3 separate regions of the Mus musculus genome follow, and all the other regions are linked to region 2. The links are chromatin loops, found by intact Hi-C in ENCODE. Cell type or tissue: gastrocnemius. All regions are shown on one strand.

Region 1 (8,000 bases), 87 kb after region 2:
TAGTTACCGAGACTAAAGGCAAAGCAAAATCCATAAGGTTGGCCAGGCATGATCATGCAGAACTGAAATCTCAGCACTTGGGAAGCCGAGGCAGGGCTGAGTTCAAGGCTGATACATGTGAACTTGGTCTACAGAGCAAGTTCCAGGACATCCAAGGCTATAAAGAGAAACAGTCTTGAAAAGCAACAACAACAACAGAAACAAACTCAAAAGGATGACGCAGAAGTAGAATCCTCTCTTCTTTGGGTAAAGAGAACACAGAGTCCTCATAAAACAGCAATGTTTTAGGAATGTGAGCATTGGGCACAAGCAAAGGGGAGAAAAGAGGGCAGGGGAGGGATAGGAAGGACAAGGGGTTCTAGTCTTCCATTGTCTTTTAGAAAAAGCTCTGGACAGAGGTTCTGTTGAACCTTGAGGGAAGCCAGCTGGCCGAGGAGCCTCAAACACACACATGAAATGCGGTGACGGCCATGTCCCACCACCAGCAGTAAAGCCGGGCGAGGCCCAGGCTGAGCAGCTAATCCAGCCCTAGCCCCTCCTCAGCCCCTCCATGCACATGAGACCCTCGATCTTTCCAGAACTTCTTGCAGGACCGTGCTCCCTTCTTAGGTCACTGCAGCCATGTCTGTCTACACGAAAGAGAAGCCAGTGTCCCCCTGGTTCAAGACAGGGACACAGAACCCACGAAGAGCTCTCTGCAGGGTCTTGACAGCCCCCCCTTTCTGTGTCCCATTGTTGGGCCCTGGTATTCCTCTACCAGAAGTCACATGGATTCAACTAGGGGATGATCTCAAAGTAACACTGTGGAACTGGGAAGATGGCCCAGGGAGTTAAGGCACCTGCTACTAACCTTGACAACCTGAGTTCCATCCCTGGGACCCCCATGGTAAAGAGATAACCCATTCCTGAAAGTGTCCTCTTGTTACCAAACTTGGGGTCACTGTTTCTACTATAAGAAATCAAGTTCAGCCACCTGTCCCCAAGAAGCCACCTGTGCACTTTGGCATGAATGTGTTCTATCCCTCAATAAAATGCATTTCAAAATTGTGTCAAGGTGCTGGCTGAGTGAATGATTGTTGTCACCACACAGCAGCTGAAGGACAAACCTCAACTCATAAGCAGAACACACTGGCTGTCAGTACCTAACCACCCTCACGCCATCACACACACACACACACACACACACACACACACACACAGACACACACAGACACACACAGACACACACACACACACACACACACACACACACACACACGTCTCTTGCTCTTTTCCTCATCAGCCTTTATATAAGGCCTGAGGAGGTTTTCCTTTGGCTACTCTGGGATACTCTTCATTCAAACTGACTGTCCAGGAGTTAGCATTTAAGGCCAGTTCTATAATGCCATTCCAACATTTACCCCGACTCACTGCCGATATACTTGAGAGTGAAACTCCACTCTACAAGTTTCAGGGATTGGATGTCACAAGGTAGAATATCAGAAATGGCACTGATTGGGGGCAAACACCTTTCTTCACTTCATAAAGTCAACCCAAAGTGATTCCCCAGACACCAACATCCTCTGCTCAAATGACTTCTTCCCTAGAAGATCCCCTAGGAGAATCTTTATAGTCTTTAGCCATGCCCACAAGACTGCTGGTGCTGGGTCTGGCATAGCTGTGTAAGGGAAGGTGTGACACAATTCCTGACCCTGGAGCATCACCAGGCCATTAATCCCATGCCCTCCAACATGTGCTGATGGTTGCTGTTGCCCAAAGTTGATCTTCTGTCTTTACTACTCACTTTCAGTCTTTCTCTCTGAAGAATAGACTTCCCCCCATTACTCAGAGCTAATCATGGCATAGTAAATGAAATAGATGCAGTACTCAGTAATGAGGAATGGAGATGGTCATGAGGTTATGGAGGGCGAGGAACAGGCCCTCCACTTGGCCTTTAGGGCCATGGGAAAGGATCTAGACAATATAACCACAGAGGCCATAAAAGCCTATATGGTCCTTTGTAGAAGTGGTTCATTGCCAGACTTGGCCTTGAATTTGGAATCATGAAGAAGAACACGTACTCTCCAGTTCAATGACTGCTGCATTGATTAGCCAGGATGAACTTGGAGACTTCAAGGATAGAGAGTTAGAGTGAAATCAGGAAAAAAAGGGTATGGATAGAAAAAGTAGGAATTTATACATAATTTAGGAATAAATAGTGTTAGAAGGAGAGTACATGAGGCTATGGAATTGCTAGGATAAGGAAATGGAGACTAGGGGCCTGGAGAGATGGCTCAGTGGTTAAGAGCACTGACCGCTCTTCCAGAGGTCCTGAGTTCAATTCCCAGAAACCACATAGTGGCTCACAACCATTTGTAATGGGGTCCGATGCCCTCTTCTGGTGTCATAAATCTTTTTATAAAAGGAAATGAAGATTAGAGAATTAAGAGATGATGTGGAAGCATATAAAAAGTTAGTGTTGTTTTTCTAGCTGATTGAAGAATTGGAGATGACAATGCCTGGAAGGATATTAGAGAGCACTGTTTAATTTTTCTACTTACATAAATTCAAAACTTTGTAAGGAATCATTTTAATTTTAGTAGTTTGTCACTTTTCTATTCTTACATGGAAGCAGTTACTAAAGACTACTGTCTGCTGTAATGAAACTTGGAAGAGCTCTGCCCAGCTACCTGTGAAGAACAGGCTGTGTAAACCTATAAGGAAATGTGTGCTTGCTTTGTGCTCAGTTCTGCTCTAAGGAAATGGGGGCTGGGACTATTGATCCAGACTCAGAGTTGATGTAAATCTAAGAATTCTTGATAATTATTAACAGTGACCAAAGCCTTGAGGATGTAGCCTTAGTAAATAAAAGGCTGTCTTCAGTCTCTCTCTGGGTATTACAATTAAGCTGAAGTTGAAGAATAAAGAGTACTGAGAATCGTCAGGGAACAGAGAGAGTACCTGAACCAGCAGCTTGCATCTAATACTGACTCGGAGTCATTATTGAATCAGCACCGTCCCCATTCCCAGCTTTCTCAGGACTCTCCTCATGCTGAGGCTGGACCTCAGCAGGTGCAGGAGGTAGCCACTTTGAATTCTTCAAAAGCAAGTCATTATTCAGTTATAAAACTAGCTCTAGATCAAGTGCAGCTAACTGGAGGGCATTCCTTAGAATGAGTGATACCTCAGGTTTGAGATCTTCCAATGGGGGAGGGGGTGGTGGTCGTGAATTCTGCCTTTTCAGTTTGTGGGAGGTTGTGATTGGCCAAGGGCCACTACTGCAAAGAAATGCCCCCATACTCTCCCACATGACCTTCAAACTACTTCCTCCTCCCCAGACCCGGAATCTCTACACCGCTGCAGCATATGACCTGTGTGTTTAGCCACATCCAGAAGACCCTAACCTTCCTCTATATACCCTGCTGGTCAGCTGCCAAAACCTAGAGAGGCGGCCTGTGGGCGCCCTCTGCTGGCCTTTCTGGATAATGATCACACAGACACCATGTGGAGTTAAGAATTCTTTACTAGGTATTAGTTCAGGCAGATGCCCTGGTTCTGCGATCCCCTCTCCCTATAGGTCACAGTTGAGCGGGTTTCTTCAGAAGAGCCTGTGGGGCTGAGAGTGCTGAACCCCAGGGTCAGAAGCAGAACTGGAAAGCCTCCAATACATGCTGCTTCCATGTTTCCAGGCTGGGCAGCAGGGAGGACAGGCCCATGACGTGCCAGGGCTCTCCGTCAGACACCATGGAGGTTTGGTAGGACAGCAGCTGTACACCCGCCTCTGCCAGGAGGCCTGGGAGGAAGGAAAGGAAAGCCCTGGTTAGGTTGAGGGAAGGGGTGAGAGGGCAGGGCCCAGAGCAGGCTTCCATGGCCAACGATGCATGGGGGATGGAGAGGGAAGGAGGGGGAGGGAGCTTAAATGGCAGGACAGGTGAATTTCTTCTGCTACGGGACTCTCTCAGCACTGCCTGAGCATCAGGTGAGGTGGAGGGAGGACAGCAGGAGAAGCAGAGAACCTCCCTCTGGGCAGCTGACAAGTGGGATAAGATGACTCCCCCTACCTCCCAAAGTCTGGGGACACACCCTCTGCCAAGACCCAGAACCTTCGGCAGCCCAGGTCTCAGGGGAGACTGGGGCCACACCACAGAAGAGGTACTCTGACACACTTTGCTGTGGCTAAGCTGGCCACTAGGATCTATAGAAAGGCAGTCCATAAAGGACTCCTGGGACACAGACTGTGTGTGTACATGGCAAACTTGTGCCATGGCCGGGGATAGTAGCAGGCACTCTGCCCATACCGCTGTGATCTCAGATAAGCCACTTCCCCGCTGTAGAAACAGTTCAGGAACCCTCTGTGAGGGACATATAGACATGCCTGAGGCAGAAAAAGGCCCAGAGGAAGCATCTCTCCAGGGCCAGGGCCCAATTCTAGGGATTCCCCCCCCCCCCCCCCATCTCTACTTCAGAAGCCTGGCCAGCCTCCCTGACAAAAAGCCTTCTCACCAATCATAGTGGGCAGCATCCCAGGGTCGGAGGGCTGAGCCCGGAATACGAGCAGGGGTTGGCCCCTGCGTAGTGGCACCTCTGGTCTGAAGACAGCTCCGTTGAGCATCTGCAGCATTGGTGTGGTGCCCTGGACCAAGCCCACGGCTTGGTAGGGAGCACCTGCCAGGGCCACAGTCAGGAGGCATTCCCCGCTACCCTGCTCCCCTGGAACCCCAGGGTTGTGGGAGGTGGTGACCTGTAGAGAGAAGACAGAGACACAGCCTAATTACCCATGTGTATCTCTCTCTCTTTCTCTCTCTCTCTCTCTCTGTGTGTGTGTGTGTGTGTGTGTGTGAGAGAGAGAGAGAGAGAGAGAGAGAGAGAGAAAGAGAGAGAGAGATCTAGCCTGGCCCACCAGTTCAGTCCTGGCTCACTAGTTCGGTGATTTGGGGCTAGGGACAAATGGCATGAGCATTATGCCCCCAGACATTAGCTTATTGGGACAGTCAATATGCCCCATAAAGGGAGGAAGGACCCCCCCACCCCTGCCTGCTTCAGAGCATTTTTGCACTATACATACAGTATTTTTGTGAGTATGAGCTCACTTCGAAATGCTCAGACATATGCTTTTTCCCTTTACAGATGAAGTAATTAAGACTAGCTCTCATCAGTAGACAGGGTGAATGGCAAGAAGCAAGCCCAAGTGAAACTGTGAACAGGCTTCTAAGATGAGGGGTGAAGCGAGGCTCAGGGGCATGTGCCTATAATCCTGGCACTGGGGAGTTAATAGCAGGAGGATCAGGAGTTCAAGGACAACCTGGGTTCTGTGAGAATGTCTCAAAGAAACAAATTTAAAAAAAAAAAAAAAAAAAAAAGGGATGGCAGAGCAGTGCTCAGAGTAACGACGGGGCGCACATTGAGGCCAGCCTCTTTCACCAGTAGCTTAGCGTTCACCAAGTTCACGTCTGCCTGCTTAGATGCTTCTCTCAGAAGGCCGACAATGACTGCAGGGCTCAGGCAGGTCCCAGCATTCTTCAGAGATGTTCCTGGGGACACAGAAGGTTGCCCTGAAGATCATTGTTTACTGGGTACCACAGGAGGGGGAAGGGAGCCACAGGCACTTAACCCTCAGCTACAAGGCCCTTGTTGGCCTGGGAACCCCAACTGCACCCTGCACTGGGCACTGCGACTGCTTCCAAGTGCTGAAAGCCAGCTGGGACAGATCTGGTTCCAAGGCCAGAAACCTAAGAAGCTTTAACCAATTGGAGGCACTCCCCTCCAAAATGCAGTCCAACTCATGGCAGGCCTCCATGGCCTGCCTGTCTTCCCAGAAGATACTTGAAAACTTGTGATGCCACCAGTGGCTGGAACTCGAGACCCTTGCAAACACTGAAGTAACTGCATGCCCTCAGCCCCCTGGCATGCTTCTTCAGGGTCTGGGTACTCAGGCCAGTGGACATGGTACCCCTGGCTGTGCCTGTCCCTGGTAATTCCAGTGTTTGGGATTTAACTGTCCTGCCCAACTTCACATTTTCTCCCCAAGAGTCAGGTGCCAAATAGGTGACAGGGTAAGACAGCCTTGTACAGGAAGAAGGGACCACCGGACTCCATCTGCAGAATGGTGGACCCACTACCAAGAAGAAAGCAGAGTTGCATGCAACTACAGGTTCATAATCAGACCCAAACAATTTTGTTGCATAATTTAAAATCTCTCTACAGATCCCAATGTCTTTTAACATGAAACTATCTGGTTGGGCTGGTGACAGGGTTCAGTGGTTAGGAGCACTGACTGCTCTTCCAGAGGTCCTGAGTTCAAATCCCAGCAACCACATGATGGTTTACAACCATCCCTAGCAAGATCTGACACCCTCGTCTGGAGTGTATTTACATATAATAAATAAATAAATAAATAAATAAATAAATAAATAAATCTTTTTTTAAAAAAAGAAAGAAAAGAGAAACTCCCTGGTCTCTCTTGCATGGAAAACATGCATATCCTAAAAACATTGCATAACTGTTATCTGTGACAATTAAATAAGTTTTCCCAGGGAATTTGTATCCCACTTACACACTTCCTTTGTCCACCTCCATAGTGGGTGAGTTACACCCAGAGCAGGATCCAAGTCCCCTGAATCTGCCACTAGATCTGCCATGAGCATTGGGCATACCCAGCAGAGATAAGTCCACATCCCCACTTCCCTGTCCCTAGGCAGTGCCCCTAGCTCCTGCTGTGGACCTGACCAGACCTCTGCTCACCTTGTGTAACCACCTGGATGGTCCCTTTAGGGGAGCCAGCCCAGGCGTGCATCAGCGTGCCCATTGCTTCTGCCAGACCAATCCAAGGCTTGGTGTGTGGAGAGAAGGCACTGGTGAGGGCCTGGGCGTTCACCTGCAGAGAGATGAGGATTAAATCAGGGCACACTTGCTCGAATGAACAGCTGAACCAGTGTTGTGTGGCCAAGGGTCAGCTTGGCATGGATAGGCAACTAAGGTTGTGGATGATGATGACCACCAACCATCAAGCAGGGAACAGGGACTTGTCCCTGTAGGTGAGAAGTACTAAATAGCCCTAAGAGGACACAGAAAGTTTCAACCACGCTACATGGCCAGAACAGGGGTAAGAAGCCTGGCTACCTTCATTGAGCAGCATTGGTACTGGCTCTCTCTGTGAGAGGTTGGCTTCTTGTGTGACAGAGAGGGGACAGCACAGTAAAACATGGAAGTCACTGATGGTGGGGGGGCGGAATGGTGCATCTCGGGGATGGTGATCGAATTTGCCGGTTTCCGTTTTGAGACAGGATCTCACTTCATAGTCTAGCCTGGTGAAACTCCAGCCTTACCTAACTCCTGAGTGCTAGGATTACAGGAGTGAGCCACCACATCTACATCGGGCTCATTTTATTATCTATTTTGATTATTTTAAGTGACTGCTCACATTTGTCGCTGAACACTATGCTCAGTTGCCATGACTTATAAACACATTCAGGCAGGTCTGATTATACTGTATTATGCTTCAAACATTCACCAGTGCCAAGATGCTGAGGCATGCTGGGAAATTGAGCATCTAGGGACAAGTAGAACATCCCTGGACATCCCAAGTATAGAGTCTCAAGGCACACACCTCCCCCCACCCACTCCCAGGGACCTCTAATAACAGAGCTTCTTTGTTCTGAGGTAAAATTCCTACTCCTTTTTGTGGTTACAGATGCTCTGGCTTCCAGCCAGGTGTTAACAATTTCTTTGCGGCTCCTTAGAAAGAATCCATCCAAGAAGGAGTTTAACTAGGAACCTGGGCTTTAAATCTGGGTTTGGTGGCTCCTGCGTATGATCTCTAGCAGTAAGAAGGCCAAGGGAGGAGGTTCTCTCTGTGTCCCGGGCCAGCTGTAGATTCAGAGTAAAACCCCATCTCTAAACACAAGCCAAACCCCCGCCCCACTGGCAAACGTACAAGAACTCGGGTTTGATGAAGAAAATCAAATAAGTGGCTATGAGATGAGAAAAAAAAACAATGCTTCTATTCTTGCTTTCAGTTATCA
Region 2 (8,000 bases):
AAAGTGCTCACAGGGCTGCAGATTAGAGTTTCCAGAAGTCTCCATTTTAGTTACATCGGCCCTCCTAAGCCATCAATTATTTGATATTTTATTATTATTCTTTTATCATAAAGCATTGTTAAATAAGAACTCAATGAATTCTTCATTTATCATAGTTTTGTTTTTTGGAGATTTTTTGTTTGTTTTGTTTTTTGAAAACAACTATTGCTTAGAATTGTAGGAAAGCATAATTAAGAATGGAAGGGTGTGTGGGTGACTACACTAACCTAATACCACAGTGGTGGTTAATGTTTCTCATAGAAATTCCAAAGATTATAAAGGAGAGCATGCATAGGACAAAGGCATTTTAAAAACCTGAACATGACTTCTGTGAAGAGATCCAGCGAGGCCCAGAGCTCAGCACTTGGCAAAGGGGCAGGGACTACTTCGAGGAAGCAAACAGAAGTGGAGCTTTTGGGTGTCATGTTGAACCCCTACAGCTGTTGTTTGTCCCCCTTCAGAGTGGAAAAAAAATCATAAATGAGAGAAAATATGAACTGAGATACACTGTTAGTAACTTCACTAGGAGGTATAAATATACAAAAAGCAGTCTCACAAATCATCAAAAAGAAAAAATCCAACATGTAGAAAAATGTACGAAGCTATGAACTGATAAATCACAAACGAAATGTTAAAAAGTGTATCATTTTTATTTATATAATTTACAAGTAGATAAAAATTATATCACTTATGCTCCATTTTGTTGGTAGCTTTTAAATAGGGGCAAAAATGTCTTTTTAAATACCAAACTGAGTAAAAAGCACTTTCTGACAAACTTTAGCATCATGGAGTAGGAGGGCAGCAGTCTTGAGTTCCCACGAAGGAGTGAGCAGGCAAGCCTGCCAGGAGACAGCGGCCTTCCTCTGCAAACGCAGCAGAACACGTGGGTTCACACCAAACAGAAGAGAAAGCAGGCAAAGAGCCTGGCTGCAAGAACGTTCTTTGTAGCCGGCTTGGTACCAGGCAGGGTGACTCTAGGCTCTGCAGGCTCTTGCCCAAACTGCTTGTCTCTGGGAGATGAATCACTTCTTATCTCCTGGTCTGTGTTGATGTTTTAATGACTTATAAGTTTTTTGATAATGAAAGAGGAGACCAGCAAAGATTCTTTTTTTTTTTCCTTTTCTTTGTTTTAAGTGATGTAACCAAGGTTTAAGAGTCAGAGCTGGTGACATGAGCTAATGACTCCCAGTCCCTCTAAACCCAATGCTTTCTTATCTGTAACTGTATTGGAGCCATCTGTTTACCTTCAACATTAAAAAAAAAAAAAAAAAATCCCAGTGTTGGAATCCCTTTCTTTCATTTACTGGACTTGAGGAGGCCTAGTATCCCCTGTGAGAAAACGTGCCCAGGTCGCCCTCTGCTGACTGTCCTGGAGACAACTCGGGAACTCTGGGTAGTTCAGGAACTGCTCAACACTTCTGCCCCTGTCCTTAGGACTCTGGCATTGGTCCAGAGGGCTTGCAGGGAAAAATAAAATTCCACAATGTCTGCAATCCCTACATTAAACTTGAGATTATCTTCATTGTAAAATGCTAATCTACCTGACAGTATTTTGACGTGGTAGCTAAATCCCAGCATCTTTCTCACTGCTCCAGATTGCAGGTCTAGGAGAATCCAGAAAAAAGAGAAGAAAAGAAAAGAAAAAAACTGGAACGGGCTCTGAGGGCCTTGAAATCAAAGCATTGAAGTATCATCTCCATCGAAAGAGGAAGATGGCTTCCAAAGGCGTGCGGCTACTCTTACTGCTGAGCTGGGTAGCTGGCCCCGAAGTCCTGAGCGGTAAGTTCAGTCAGTTATTGGAAGGCAGCCACAGGTAGTAAGTACACAGTGCACATAGTATGCCATCCACTCACCTGCCCAGGCATTCCAGGAAAGCATATCAAGATGAGAATGCAAAATCAGGTGGCCGTCAGAGAAGAGCCAGTCTGAGACGGTTGGAAGCCACCCTTAAGTCAAGGGTTGCAGAATAAAGATTTTGAGTTTGTTGTGAGCGATAGAGAGCCTGTTTCAAGAAGCCAACAGGCCTCAGGCTGTCTGTAGCTCATAGCTATAATCACAATGTCCAACCATTTATGCACTGTTCTCGTGTTTGAGCATATTACAAAGTCCTGTTTACCAGGGACCTGCAAAGCTAGTTAGAGAGATGACTATTGTACACTCATAGCACAAGGACAGGGAGCGTGCCAGGGACACTGTGGAATCTGCAGCAGAGAAAGGAGGATGAAGAAGGTTTGAGTGTGTTGAGGAGAACCACCACGGACTATCCGGGATGGAAAGAGATGCAATGTGGGGTCCTCTGATATAAATGCTCCGTTGAATCTGAGAATGACAAAAGTCACACTGATGCCCAGCTCCTAGCTTGGTCATCTCCCACAGTACCCCACAACCTCACTGGGAGTTGGAGGAGGCAGGACCTCTGAGAAACAAGAGTTGCTTGTTTGAGCATTAGTTCTGTCGAGGGAAGAGGCCACTAAAAAGATCTGCTGAGGCCTAGAAGTTCTCGAATGGACTTTGCCAAGGGGATGAATGAATGCAAGGAAGTGTGGGGAGAGGTGGAGCTTTTGGGGCATCGGTTGAAGGCTGTGTTTTTGCCGTGGCCTACCCTCCACGTGGCCTTGTATGATACTCTGCCCCTGACTCCACACTTGTCTCAGCTACCAGCTCTCTGTGTCTGATTTCTCAGGACCCAGGGAATTCAGCCACTGCCCCTGCACCCTGCAAGAATGCAGAGAACACTGGAAACTGTCCCCAGTCCCTGCTGCCTTACAGCCGTGTCTGTATGCTCCTTGGGGGCTGCCCTGACCTCTGGCTTCCTTTAAGAGCTTGACACTGACCCTGGCTATCTTCTGGAGAATGAGATAAGACTTCCCAACCTCTTCCCAGGACTTCACTAATCTCCTTGGGTCTCTCCCCAGGAGGAGACTAGAGCCAAAACATATAGCACGGGTCCTTCCATGGCTCTTTTCCAGACAGATCTTCCTCCCAGCTGTAGAAAACCTTTTTGTTTATTGCTGCATTCATGAGAACTGTGCTTAGGACAGATCCCATATATATATATTTGCACAAAAGCTTGTGGAAAAAAAAAGTCTAATCTTGCATTTAAAGTAGATGTGGAGAGCTTAGAAACTGATTTTTTTTCTTTCAACGGAGGCTGATGGCCAACATCATAGCTCTGTTGTCTGAGCAATGGCTCCTTGCCCTGGCCTGTGGGGCTCAATGAAGAGAAACAGAGAGACATTTAGACACAATGAAAACTGCACTGGCTAATATTTTTCAGAAATACTCCACCTTGTTATCATAACAATGGTGCTGGTTTCTCACAGCTACAATTCTAGCTGAGTCTGGTTCTGCATGTCTGGAATTTTGGCTACTCAGGAGAACAGTGCAGCATGACCTCAGAGCCCTGACCTGCCTGGGCGACACAGAGTTCAAGGCCAGTCTTGGAAGCTTAAACAGGCTCTGCTTCAGGTTTAAAAGAGAAAAGAAGAGAAAAGAAAAGAAAAGGAAAGGAAAAGGAAAAGAAAAGAAGCCTAGGGCTAGCCTGTAGATCTACAGCTCTGTGGCAGGACTTTCCCACCATGCACCAGACCAGTCCCCAGTATCACACAAGAAAGCTATAGTTCTAACCAGCTGTCATTTATTTAGCAATTATTTTGTGCTAGGCGGCGTGCTAACCACTGTGTTTGCATTAGGTATGCATTATCCCACCAGCTCTCCAGGCAACCCTGTGGGGAAAGTGTACATCAGTTCACTGTGCAGACAAGAAGTCAGAGTTGTACGAAGGTTAGGAGATTAGAAAGACCACTAAAGATAGAGAGCCTGGTGCGAGGACCTGTCTCTTGTCACCCCATGTGCAGCAATGAGGAGACTTGGCACCTGTGGCAGAGATGTGAAAAGACTCTAGGCTGCTGAGAACGCAGCGGCTCCTCAGAAGTCCCACTCCACTCCTGTCTCGTGGCCTTAACAGGTTTTCTTGTCCGTACCACGAGTGCCCATTCCCATCTGTCTGAGACAGTCTGGCTATTAAGTAGGACAGCCCGAATAAATATGAGTGGCTTGCAGGTTTTTGTTTTTTAAACATAGCTTGAGCATGACTAAGCCGGCTAGAGTCCCAACTCAGAGCCACACTGTCTAGACCATAGCTTCTCTTTTTCTTATTTGCTGTGGGAGTGTGAGGCGCAACAACTTCTTTCTGCCTCGTTTCCTCATCTGGGACGTGGTGGCAATATCAGGAACTATATAATGGGGGTGAGGGTGGGTTCTAGAGTATAAACTGCCCAGAGAAGGACCTGGTACCAAGGAATGCTGGGTAAACCCGAGGCACAACGGCGCATGGCCTCAGTTGGAAGCATTTCTAAGTGTTCCCACCAGGGGGCGCATGTCGGTAGCTGCAACAATGCAAGGCTAAGGTGAGAAAGAACGATGGAGAAAAGCAGAGGGGAGGAAAGAATCGAGGAGGAGCGCACAAAGGCACGGAGAAAAACAAAAGAGATAGGCGAATTGAAAATACGCCATGGGCTGAGGTCTTGGGTTGAATAAAAAAGAAAAAAATAAGTTGAATGTCAATATCTATCTGACTGTGGCTGCTGACCGGATACAACATGACCGCCACCGCTACCTCTTGCTCCTGCAGCGTTGCCCTTCCTGCTTTGAAGGATCGAATCCCGCCAAGCTACAAACCAAATAAACCCCTTTCTCCTCCAGCTGCATTTGTCAGGTATCTGGTCACAGCTGTGAGAAAAAGATGACCAATACGCGTTCCTTCCCATTTGTTAGCTCAGTGATTATCCTTCACTCACAGATCTGCTCACACACACAATAGAGCTAAATCTGTAAGAGCCTCGTGCTCCAGATCAGCTGGCACTGGTGCCTGGGAGATTGTAGCTAGAGAGGGCAAGAAGATGGAGCCAAGAAAGCACTTCAGTGCTAAGGAGCTGGCAGCAAGGCTCAGTTGGTAGAAGGTGTGCCTAGCTTGCATGAAAACCTGGCTTTGACCCTCCACTGTTTTGTAAAATCAAATGATGGCAATGCCTATACTCTCAGCACAAGGAGCCACAGGCAGGAGAGTCAGAGGTTCAAAGTCATCCTCAGCTACTTTGTGAGTTCAAGGCCAGTCTGGGCTGCATGAGACTTTGTTTCAAAGGAAAGAAAAGGGAGGGGGGAAAGAGAGAGATGGAGGGGGGAGTTGACAGGGAGGGAGGAAGAAAGAGAGAGAAGGGAGAAGAGAGAAGGGAGAGGGGAAAAGGGGAGAGGTAGATAGATAGAAAGAAAGGAAGAAAGGAAGAAAGAAAGAAAGAAAGAAAGAAAGAAAGGAAGGAAGGAAGGAAGGAAGAACACTAAGGAGCAGGGAACCTGTCTGAAATCAGTGTGAAAGCCCTGGAGATTTACAGGGAGCAAATGAAACAGAACAAAGAGTGCCACGCAGTCATCTGACTGGGAAAAGGTCAACACACTTAAACAGCTCTAGTCTGCCCACATCACCGTGGAAGACCTTTGCAGTGGTCTAGAGTGTAGGTGTGCAGCCACATTGTCACAGGGCTCGGATTGCTAGCCTGGTTGCCCCTTGGCCATCAGCCCCTCTTCACTTCTCCTCGTCTCTTCTTTATCAATTTCCAGTAAGAAACTGGAGCCTTCCTGAGTCACAGTCTCCTTTGCCACAAAGCCTTTCTCGTTCCTTTGGCCATGCTTGTCTTACAGATCCCCTATACTCAAACTTAGGGGCTTGCTGTTTCTGCACACATTCTGGTCCCCATGCCTCTGCCCAGCCCATTCCTTTTCTCTAAAAAGTCCTCTCTTCTCTCTATTGATGCACAGCCCACCCATCGTCACATTCTGCTAAGTTGCCGTTTGTCCCACCCCCTTCCAAAATGGCTCTTTCTCCTAATAATGCCCCCAACTCCCAGTTTATGTCTCTACTCGACAAAGCCTGACTGTGTCATTCTACCAATTGTTTGAGTGTGTTCACTGTAGTTACACATCCTGATCTAGTGAAATGGTAGCAGTCGATGAGCGTTGAGCCCTCAGAGCACACAGAGACAAAACTCCAATGGCTATAAGACCTCCTTAACTCCTTCTTTGACAGCTGGACCACAGCAATATTTGAGCTCCTTAAAATTCCTATTGATTTAGAGTGTTCAGTAGTCTCAGAAAGCTTGATGCCCCTTTCCCAGGAAATACCCACCCTGGGAAAGATCCTTTGAGGAGGGCTGGGAGAAGAGTAATAATAAAGTTTTTGGTTTTGTTTTGTATGATCTCTCTCTCTCTCTCTCTCTCTCTCTCTCTCTCTCTCTCTGTCTCTGTCTCTGTCTCTGTCTCTATCTGTCTCTGTCTCTCTGTCTCTGCTTCTACCCTGTGTGTGTGTATGTTTTGAGACAGAATCTCATGTAGCCCAGGCTGTCCTCAAACTCACGATGTAGCCAAGGATGGCTTTCAATTTCTGATTCTTCTACTTAGTATTCTGTTAGGATCACAGACATGAACAGTGTTAGGAGTCAAACCCAGGACTTTATGCATGCAAGGCAGGCATTCTTTCATCAGCTTACCTAGATCCTTAAGTCTACACAGCACACATTTTCAACAGCTCAGCAGGGTCCTTCCAAAAGAGACTCTTCCCTTTATTCAAGGTATTCTTGATCTAAAAACTGTCTCATCGTGGCACTGACAGGTTTTTTTTTTTTTTTTTTTGGCATCATAATCTGTAACTACCTTTTGTTTCTGTACAGATATCTTGAGACCCAGCTGTGCCCCAGGATGGTTTTACTATAGGTCCCACTGCTATGGGTACTTCCGGAAGCTAAGAAACTGGTCTCATGCTGAGGTAAGAAGTTTTGGGCTGTTGGTTTCTTTTAAAGAAAAGGGCCAGCTAGAGCCCCAGATCATATTTAACTTAAATTTAAGAGTTCTCCCTGGGCATTCAGGAGAAGCCTCATGGTTGAAGAGAAGAGGGATCCGCCCAGCCTCTTCAGTTTTGTGATCATTGGTCATGTAGGTACTGCGTTCAGACCTTCAATAGGCTGCGTGGACACAGAGTGAGGAGCGAGTAGCCATGACTTCCAGAGAGCTATAAATAAGCAGATCAAAGGAACAGGAAGAGACGGGGTTCTTGTGCAAAGAAGACCCAAATTCCCCTGTGAGGCTTGCCAGAGTGATGTGCAAACACCTGAAACAGGTCTCCAGGGTGCCAGGTGAAATGCAAAGAAATAGAAAAAAAAAAAGGTGGCCTCGCCTGACCCAACCCACACACGCCTGAATTTTATTCTTTCTAGCTATGCTAAGATATATCCAAATATTCAGTCCAAGTAAGTGAAGGATTGATATTGTTGTCTGTCTAGCTTGTGACTGATTGATACATATAGATACAATGTGACATGATCCAGGCCCATAGTGGCCTCAAGATTCCTATCTGTGTCCCAAAACAAAGACCCACCAGGTGACAGCTAATGAGTTATCCAGCTGTGTTCTCTGACCTCCAGAACGGTGAGAGGACAGGGCCTACTGGAGCATGCCTACAATCCTAGCTCTTGGGAGCTGAGGCAGGGTGGTCATGAGTCGTTTGAGGCCAGCCTTGGCTACATAGGGATGCTTTCCCTCAACAAACAATAGAAGTGTGAGAGGATGCATGGTGTGACATCAAAGCAGGAAATGTGATTGCAGTGTAAGCAAAAATGATCTCCTTTTGAATAAGTCAAGAGAAGTAGCAGAGATAATCCAAGGAACAAAATGTTTTATTGAGTGGGGTCCTGAATAACTGGGGGCAGGGAACAGAGAGAGCAAGAGGAAAGAGCAAGAAGATGAGAGGCAGATGGATAGACACCAGAGTCTGTAATTATGAGGAAATTGTGCTTCAGAGAGATGAAGTGACTTGTGAAGGTCATTGAGACCCTTTGGCCCTAAATCTCAGGAGAGCTGCCTTTTCTTCTGAGAGCCAACAGTAAGGCCTTCTGTCTTCTATAGTGACAGAA
Region 3 (8,000 bases), 220 kb after region 2:
TGGTGAGAAGCTGGAAGCAATCCCACTAAAATCAGGGACTACACAAGGCTGTCCACTCTCTCCCTACCTATTCAACATTATACTTGAAGTCTTAGCCAGAGCAATTAGACAACAAAAGGAGATCAAGGGGATACAAATTGGAAAGGAAGGAGACAAAATATCACTTTTTGCAGATGATATGATAGTTTATATAAGTGACCCTAAAAATTCCACCAGAGAACTCCTAAGCCTGACAAACAGCTTCGGTGAAGTAGCTGGATATAAAATTAACTCAAACAAGTCAATGGACTTTCTGTACACAAAGGATAAACAGGCTGAGAAAAAAATTAGGAAAACATAACACCCTTCACAATAGTCACAAATAATATAAAATACCTTGGCATGACTCTAACTAAAGAAGTGAAAGATCTGTATGATAAGAACTTCAAGTGTCTGAAGAAAGAAATTAAAGATCTCAGAAGATGGAAAGATCTCCCATGCTCATGGATTGGCAGGATCAACATTGTAAAAATGGCTATCTTGCCAAAAGCAATCTACAGATTCAATGCAATCCCCATCAAAATTCTAACTCAATTCTTCAACGAATTAGAAAGGACAATCGGCAGATTCATCTGGAATAACAAAAAACCTAGAATAGCAAATACTCTTCTCAAGGATAAAAGAACCTCTGGTGGAATCACCATGCCTGACCTAAAGCTATACTACAGAGCAATTGTGATAAAAACTTCATGGTACTGGTATAGCTACAGACAAGTAGACCAATGGAACAGAATTGAAGACCCAGAGATGAACCCATACACCTATAGTCACTTGATCTTTGACAAGGGAGCTAAAACCATCCAGTGGAAGAAAGACAGCATTTTCAACAATTGGTGCTGGCACAACTGGCGGTTATCATGTAGAAGAATGCGAATTGATCCATTCCTATCTCCTTGTATTAAGGTCAAATCTAAGTGGATTAAGGAACTCCACATAAAACCAGAGATACTGAAACTTATAGAGGAGAAAGTAGGGAAAAGCCTCGAAGATATGGGTACAGGGGAAAAAATTCCTGAATAGAACAGCAATGGCTTGTACTGTAAGATTGAGAATCGATAAATGGGACCTCATAAAGTTGCAAAGCTTCTGCAAGGTAAAAGACACTGTCAATAAGACAAAAAGACCACCAACAGATTGGGAAAGGATCTTTACCTATCCTAAATAAGATAGGGGGCTAATATCCAAAATATATAAAAAAACTCAGGAATGTGGGCTCCAGAAAATCAAATAATCCCATTACAAAATGGGTCTCAGAGGTCAACAAAGAATTCTCACCTGAGGAATACCGAATGGCAGAGAAGCACCTGAAAAAAATGTTCAACATCCTTAATCATCAAGGAAATGCAAATCAAAACAACCCTGAGAATCCACCTCACACCAGTCAGAATGGATAAGATTAAAAATTCAGATGACAGCAGATGCTGGCGAGGATGTGGAGAAAGAGGAACATTCTTCCATTGTTGGTGGGATTGTAAGCTTGTACAACCACTCTGGAAATCAGTCTGGCGGTTCCTCAGAAAATTGGACATAGTACTACTGGAGGATCCCGAAATACCTCTCCTGGGCATATATCCAGAAGATGTCCCAACCGGTAAGAAGGACACATGCTCCACTATGTTCATAGCAGTCTTATTTATAATAGCCAGAAGCTGGAAAGAACCCAGATGCCCCTCAACAGAGGAATGGATACAGAAAATGTGGTACATTTACACAATGGAGTACTACTCAGCTATTAAAAGGAATGAATTTATGTATTTCCTAGGCAAATGGATGGACCTGGAGGGCATCATCCTGAGTGAGGTAACCCATTCACAAAGGAACTCACACAATATGTACTCACTGATAAGTGGATATTAGCCCAAAAACTTAGGATACCCAACATATAAGATACAATTTGCTAAACGCATGAAACTCAAGAAGAACAATGACCAAAGTGTGGACACTTTGTCCCTTATTAGAATTGGGAACAAAACACCCATGGAAGGAGTTATAGAGACAAAGTTTGGAGCTGTGATGAAAGATGGACCATCTAGAAACTGCCATATCCGGGGATCCATCCCATAATCAACTTCCAAACGCTGACACCATTGCATACACTAGCAAGATTTTGCTGAAAGGACCCAGATATAGCTGTCTCTTGTGAGACAATGCTTGGGCCTAGCAAACACAGAAGTGGATGGTCACAGTCAGCTATTGGATGGATCACAGCGCCCCCAATGGAGGAGCTAGAGAAAGTACCCAAGGAGCTAAAGGGATCTGCAACCCTATAGGTGGAACAACAATAAAAACTAACCAGTACCCTGGAGCTCTTGACTCTAGCTGCATATGTATCAAAAGATGGCCTAGTTGGCCATCACTGGAAAGAGAGGCCCATTGGACATGCAAACTTTATATGCCCCAGTACAGGGGAACGCCAGGGCCAAAAAGTGGGAGTGGGTGGGTAGGGGATTGGGGGGGAAGGTATGGGGGACTTTTGGGATAGCATTGAAAATGTAAATGAGGAAAATACCTAATAAAAATATTTTTTAAAAAAAGAGTTCTGTCTGTCTTTGTCTTTCAAGTGCTGGGATTAAAGGCATGTGCCACCACTGCCTGGATATATTTTTTTCATCAGATCACATTTCTTTAAAATCAAAGCTGGTACCAAGCTTTCTGAAAGTTCTGATTTTGATGAAGTATAAACTTAGGACTCATGTCAAGGGGAGACAGATATATCACTGTAACATCCCACATCTTGTTAAGGATTTTACACCCACGTGAACAGCAGTACTCACTCACTCACTCACTCACTCACTCACTCACTCACCCTCTTCCTTGAGCTACACTCACTCTACTACCTAAAGCTCACACTCCTGGAATTGAACATCAAAGATCAAGCCTTTGGTATCCTGCCACTTTCCAGAAGATGGCCTTTTAAACACACCTGTCATTGGATCTCCCAGGTTCTCAGATGCCAACTTTATCAAGGGCCCAGCTCTGTCTTGCACCTGACACACCTAATGTCCCTCAGCAAACCCAGCTGAAGTGGTATCCAGGCTCTTTTATTTCCCTGGCCCTCCTCCTTACCCTCCTGCACACTGACCCTCTCTGCATCAGACTCAGGCTGCCATCCCTGCATGGAGTCCCCTGGCTCTCCTTCTCAAGTTCCTTCTGTCATCTGAGCTTTCCCAGACACCTTCTGTTCAGTTCCCTTACCTTCATCCATAAGTACATCACACTTAGACCCGTGTGTGAACAGTTCCCTTACTCCAAGACCACAGAATGCAGGGGAAAGGAAAAGAGGCTTACTTTGAACTGGGCTGCTGCCATTCTTTCTGGTCCTTTACTGCCCCCTTGTGATGATTTGCCTGTAGGAACTCTTGTGTGTTGTCACCCTAACTGCCACCAAGCACTCTGTCCAGGTTGATTAAGGAAGGAGATCTTTGTTATCCAAAGCATTCTAAGGCCTTATCGAGCCAGATACACAAACCAGTTCACTCTCCTTTCGTTCCACTCACCCTTGCTAGAGCTTGGGAGGCTGCTTTCCTCTGGAAACTGGCTCAGTGGATCAAGAAGGGATTTCAAGTAGGCTAAACATCAAGATGGAAGATCCATTCATTCCCCACCAGTCCCATTTTCTTCTGATCTAACAGAACAGGCCTGGGGAAGGTGTTCAGTTTCCCCAGGGCAGATGGATGCTCACTCTCTGCAAGGTGCCTGGGTTGTATGTGCTGCAGCCGTCAGCTGCCCACAGCCTGGATGTCCAGTGGTGAGCTCCACTTGAGCCCTTGCAGGGATTCCTGAGGATTTCCCCTTCCCTTTACAGAGTGCATGCTGCAGCTACATCCTCACTGACTGTCCTCCAACACAAAGAATTTAGGGATGCAGGAGTCAAAACACAAATGTATAACAAACTGTGGTTTAGAGATCTGCCCTGAAATTTACTTTCATTTCCAGAAACAGGCAACTTCTCCTTTTATACCATAGAACATTGTCCAGTTACCTGAATTAAAAGTTTCTTGATATGACAGGGGCAAGGAAAGACAGATTGTCTCTGTGTTAATGAGAAACAAAGTGGTCTTCCTACTCTGTTACTAGCCTGTGTGAAATGGTGCTGCTCTCTCTCTCTCTCTCTCTCTCTCTCTCTCTCTCTCTCTCTCTCTCTCTCTCTCTCTCTCTCTCTCCCAACTCTGTCTATTGTAGTGATCAGGACTCTTGGTTTGGTTTGCTGTATAGAACTTCAGCATGGTTTTGCCTCCTGACTGTAGTATGGGAACTCAGTTCCAATCTATAAACATTACTCCTCAAATATGAGGTAAGAAAGAAATTTTGATGCTGGGTGAGATTTTACTTCTCTCTGTGATATCATATGACAGGCAGGTGACTTAACTGTCTGTTAACCAGTCCCATGGAACCTGAAACTCTCTTCTGCCCTCTAAGGGAACCAGACATGTATCCACTAAGTGCACAGACATATATGTGTCAAAACACCCATATAAATGTAAGCAGACAGATAAATGATGGCTTAATTGTGTATGGACAGGCAGACAGACAGGCAGACATTAGAAATGGGAAGGGTAGAAACTGAGGCTCTAATCTGCAATCCCAGGTATTACAAGAGACAGGCAGTTTTGTTCCCCCTACCCGGAGCCCCCCACACCTTGTTTAGTTTGGGGCTGTCTGGTTGAGCAGGTAGGGCTTCTTTCATCTGTGGGAGTTGAGGTCAGTTACTAACTCCATTATCATGTAAGACCTGAAACCTGTCTTGACTGGCTTCCTCTGGCCAGAGACACTGGGAGCAATGAGAGAGAAAGAGAGAGAGAGAGAGAGAGAGAGAGAGAGAGAGAGAGAGAGAGAGAGAGAGAGAGAGAGAGAAACCGTGAAAGAGGCTAAATCAATAGAAGGAAAAAGAGAGAGAGAAGATGGGAAATGGATGAAACAAGAGGGGGAGGCAGTTGCATTTAGAGCTGGGGATAGTAGATTTTCACACCATGGCTCAGTAGGAGATACATTTAGTCTGTGTGTGGGTGTTCATTAGAAGGAGACTCTCAGATCATCTCTTCAGCCCAGGGCCATTTGTTATCGTGTTCATGACCTCCTGGGTACTTCTCAAGGCTTCTTCTGGTTCTAGAGAGTCTCTTTGCTAAAAAGGAGGGAAAGGAGACTTGCCCTAGAGGGATAGACTATGCTCTATAGTTGTGGTATACACTACCCACCTCCCCAACCAGTGTGAGCTCAACCACTCAGAGGGAGGCGAGTTTTAATTTCCTAAGACCAGGAGCAAGATTCGGTCTGTGATCTGGCAATGCTGAACTGAAGCACTCTAGATTAGATGGTTGGCCCAGGCTTGCGCTCAACTAAGCAGGAGTCAGGTTCACCAGCACTGACTATGGACTTCACTGGATATAGAAAAGAAAGGTGGCCACTGGAGTGACCAAACACACACCTTTTCCACATTAAGCATTAAAAGATTTTATTGTTCTTTTCTTTGAGCTTCATAAAGGTATGGGAATTTTCTCAGACACGAAATGCGTTGGCACATGGAAAGGAGATGTGGAAGCCCTGATGAAATTCTAACCTACAAGAGGTTCCAGGCAACTCACTATCAGCCACCCATCCTTGGGTCACAGCAGCTGAGGCACATCTTGTGCATTGCTGGACAAGTGCTTAGAGCTGAAGGGTTGCAACTGGGCCAGTGACTTGCAAGGCTTCTGGTGACCCAAAGACAAGTTGGACAGAGTGTAAAATGGAATTGTTAAGAGTTGGATTGTTTCTAAGTCCCTTTCTGGAGGACCTAATAACACCCAGGGCCATGTCCTCTCCCTCTTCATATCACTGTGACTTTTTGTTTCCAATCTCCCTGTGCTGCATCACTAGTGTTCCGATCCACTCTGAGGTTTTCTGCTTGGCTTCCTCCCAGCTGACAAGTGGCTCATAGCCCAGATCTCGCTGAGCCTTCTTGTAGGAGAAGGTGAATACACTATTTAGCACTGTGATCAAGAGGCGGTTAAATGGTGGTCTATAGTTGTAGACTGGACGTAGCAGGAAGCTCACAGTTTCCAGGAGGAAGGCAAGCCAGTAGAGCAGGGGCAGAGGAAGACTCCAGCTGGTATCAAGGCGGAGGCCCCACTCCTTGCTCAGGGTGCATTTTAAGTCATCATAGCTTTGGTGAGGGGTGTCATCTGTAATGTAATAGAACTGTCCTTGGATGCTTGGGGACTTCTTAGGGTCCTGTAGGCTCCTGGCAGCCAGAATGTGAGCCCAGGCTGCATTGCCCACATACACTGGGTTGGCAATGGAGAATGTGGCATCTTTCTTAATTATGCTGTTGTTCTTCAGTGCTGTTTTCACAGTGGTTGAAGTGACTTGGCATTCTTCCCCATAGATGAAAGAGAGTCTTAAGGCACAAGTATGCAAAGTGCCACCATTTTTCAGGATGCTCCCATTGGCTGCCAGCACTGCCTTCTCAGCCATCTTTTTGCTGTATGGGTATGGGTTAGACCATGTGCTTTCATGATGCTCCTCCTCATGGGCATTCAGGATGATCTCCTTGTAGGAATTTGGTCCAGCCACAAGCACTGAGCTGCTGTAGATGAATGTTGGCACGTTGGCTTCCACACAAGCATCCAGTAGGAGCTGAGTACCTGTCCATAGGAAGCCCACAATCATTGCTAAGAAATAAGCCAAAGGTCACCGTGGCAATGGGGTCAGACTGGTCTCCATCCCAAATTCCGTGAAATGGCCAATAGAGGCTAAATGTATTACCACCTGATAGTGACACAAACCTACTATTCTATAGGAAATATTCACTCTGAAATTAATGGAGGTGACATGTAGATTCTGGAAATGAGGGATTTCCAGATTTACAAATTGAGGTGTTTTTTTTTTTTTAATTTATAAAGCTCTCTCTCTCTCTCCCTCTCTCTCTCTGTCCATGTGTTTTTTTTTCTTTTTTGAACTTTTTTTTGTTAATACTACAGAACTAACCTCGGCTCTTTCACATGTTAGGCAAGGCCCCTACCACTGAGGCACTGTCTCAATTTAGTTTCTATTGCTCTGCTTAACACCACGAACAAAGAAACTTGGAGGAGGGAAGGGTTTGTAGGGCTCATATGTCAAAATTACAGTTCATCACTGAGAAAAGTCACTGTAGGAACAAAGGCAGAAGTCCCAATGCTATTCCCTTGCATCCCATGATCGTTTAAGTTGTTTACATAATATAACCCAGGACCTCTTGCTCAGCCTTGACACAACCAAGTGGGCAGTGTCATATCTATTCCAGCCCTCTCATATCCATCACTAACCAAGAAAATAACCCACAGAAGACAATCAGATGGAGCAATTCCTCAGTAGAAGTTCCTTCTTTCCAGGTGACTACTGTGTGTCAAGCTGACAAAATCTAAGCTGTCTTTTTACCTTGGAAAATATGTCTCTAGATTTTTCTTCTGGAAAGGTGTTCCCTTATGTGTTTTAAAAACTGACGTCAACTGAACAAAGAATTCTCACCCGAGGAATACCGAATGGCAGAGAAGCACCTGAAAAAATGTTTAACATCTTTAATCATCAGGGAAATGCAAATCAAAACAACCCTGAGATTCCACCTCACACCAGTCAGAATGGGTAAGATGAAATATTCAGGTGACAGCAGATGTTGGCAAGGATGTGGAGAAAGAGGAGCGCTCCTCCATTGTTGGTGGGATTGCAAGCTTGTACAACCACTCTGGAAATCAGTCTGGCGGTTCCTCAGAAAATTAGACATAGTACTACCTGAGGATCCAGCAATACCTCTCCTGGGCATATATCCAGAAGATGTCCCAACCGGTAAGAAGGACACATACTCCACTATGTTCATAGCAGCCTTATTTATAATAGCCAGAAGCTGGAAAGAACCCAGATGCCCCTCAACAGAGGAATGGATACAGAAAATGTGGTACATTTACACAATGGAGTACTACTCAGCTATTAAAAAGAATGAATTTATG

The links. Hi-C counts contacts between places; a loop is a spot of excess contacts. Peaks named below come from ENCODE experiments on the same cell type or tissue, not always from the same donor. Only the 100,000 strongest peaks of a DNase experiment are listed, where the experiment ranks them.
Region 1: a loop joins it to region 2, with 6 times the contacts of the local background. A loop is called at or near these places in 25 of 42 quality-filtered maps.
Region 3: a loop joins it to region 2, with 19 times the contacts of the local background. A loop is called at or near these places in 6 of 42 quality-filtered maps.

The regions. Positions count from the first base shown.
Region 1 is chr3:98,309,686-98,317,685 of GRCm38, forward strand. It overlaps Hmgcs2 (3-hydroxy-3-methylglutaryl-Coenzyme A synthase 2), which reads left to right. Exons shown (of 10, transcript NM_008256.4): 10 at 1-1,053. Phgdh (3-phosphoglycerate dehydrogenase) reads right to left here. Exons shown (of 12, transcript NM_016966.3): 9 at 6,721-6,853; 10 at 5,380-5,510; 11 at 4,483-4,720; 12 at 3,486-3,772. The coding sequence ends at 3,618. Among named protein-coding and RNA genes, the nearest start is that of Phgdh, 26 kb to the right of the region's middle. In gastrocnemius, a CTCF peak has its summit at 3,431 (motif pointing left); DNase peaks (open chromatin) are centred at 3,418, 3,753, 4,177 and 5,697.
Region 2 is chr3:98,223,023-98,231,022 of GRCm38, forward strand. It overlaps Reg4 (regenerating islet-derived family, member 4), which reads left to right. Exons shown (of 6, transcript NM_026328.2): 2 at 1,635-1,818; 3 at 6,762-6,856. The coding sequence starts at 1,752. Among named protein-coding and RNA genes, the nearest start is that of Reg4, 4.9 kb to the left of the region's middle. In gastrocnemius, CTCF peaks have their summits at 1,408 (motif pointing left) and 4,414 (motif pointing right); DNase peaks (open chromatin) are centred at 921, 1,401, 1,855 and 4,405; H3K27ac peaks cover 637 bases.
Region 3 is chr3:98,440,210-98,448,209 of GRCm38, forward strand. Gm4450 (predicted gene 4450) reads right to left here. Exons shown (of 4, transcript NM_001370870.1): 4 at 5,851-6,662. The coding sequence ends at 5,851. Among named protein-coding and RNA genes, the nearest start is that of Gm4450, 13 kb to the right of the region's middle. In gastrocnemius, CTCF peaks have their summits at 2,236 and 3,410 (motif pointing left); no DNase peak of the experiment used is centred here.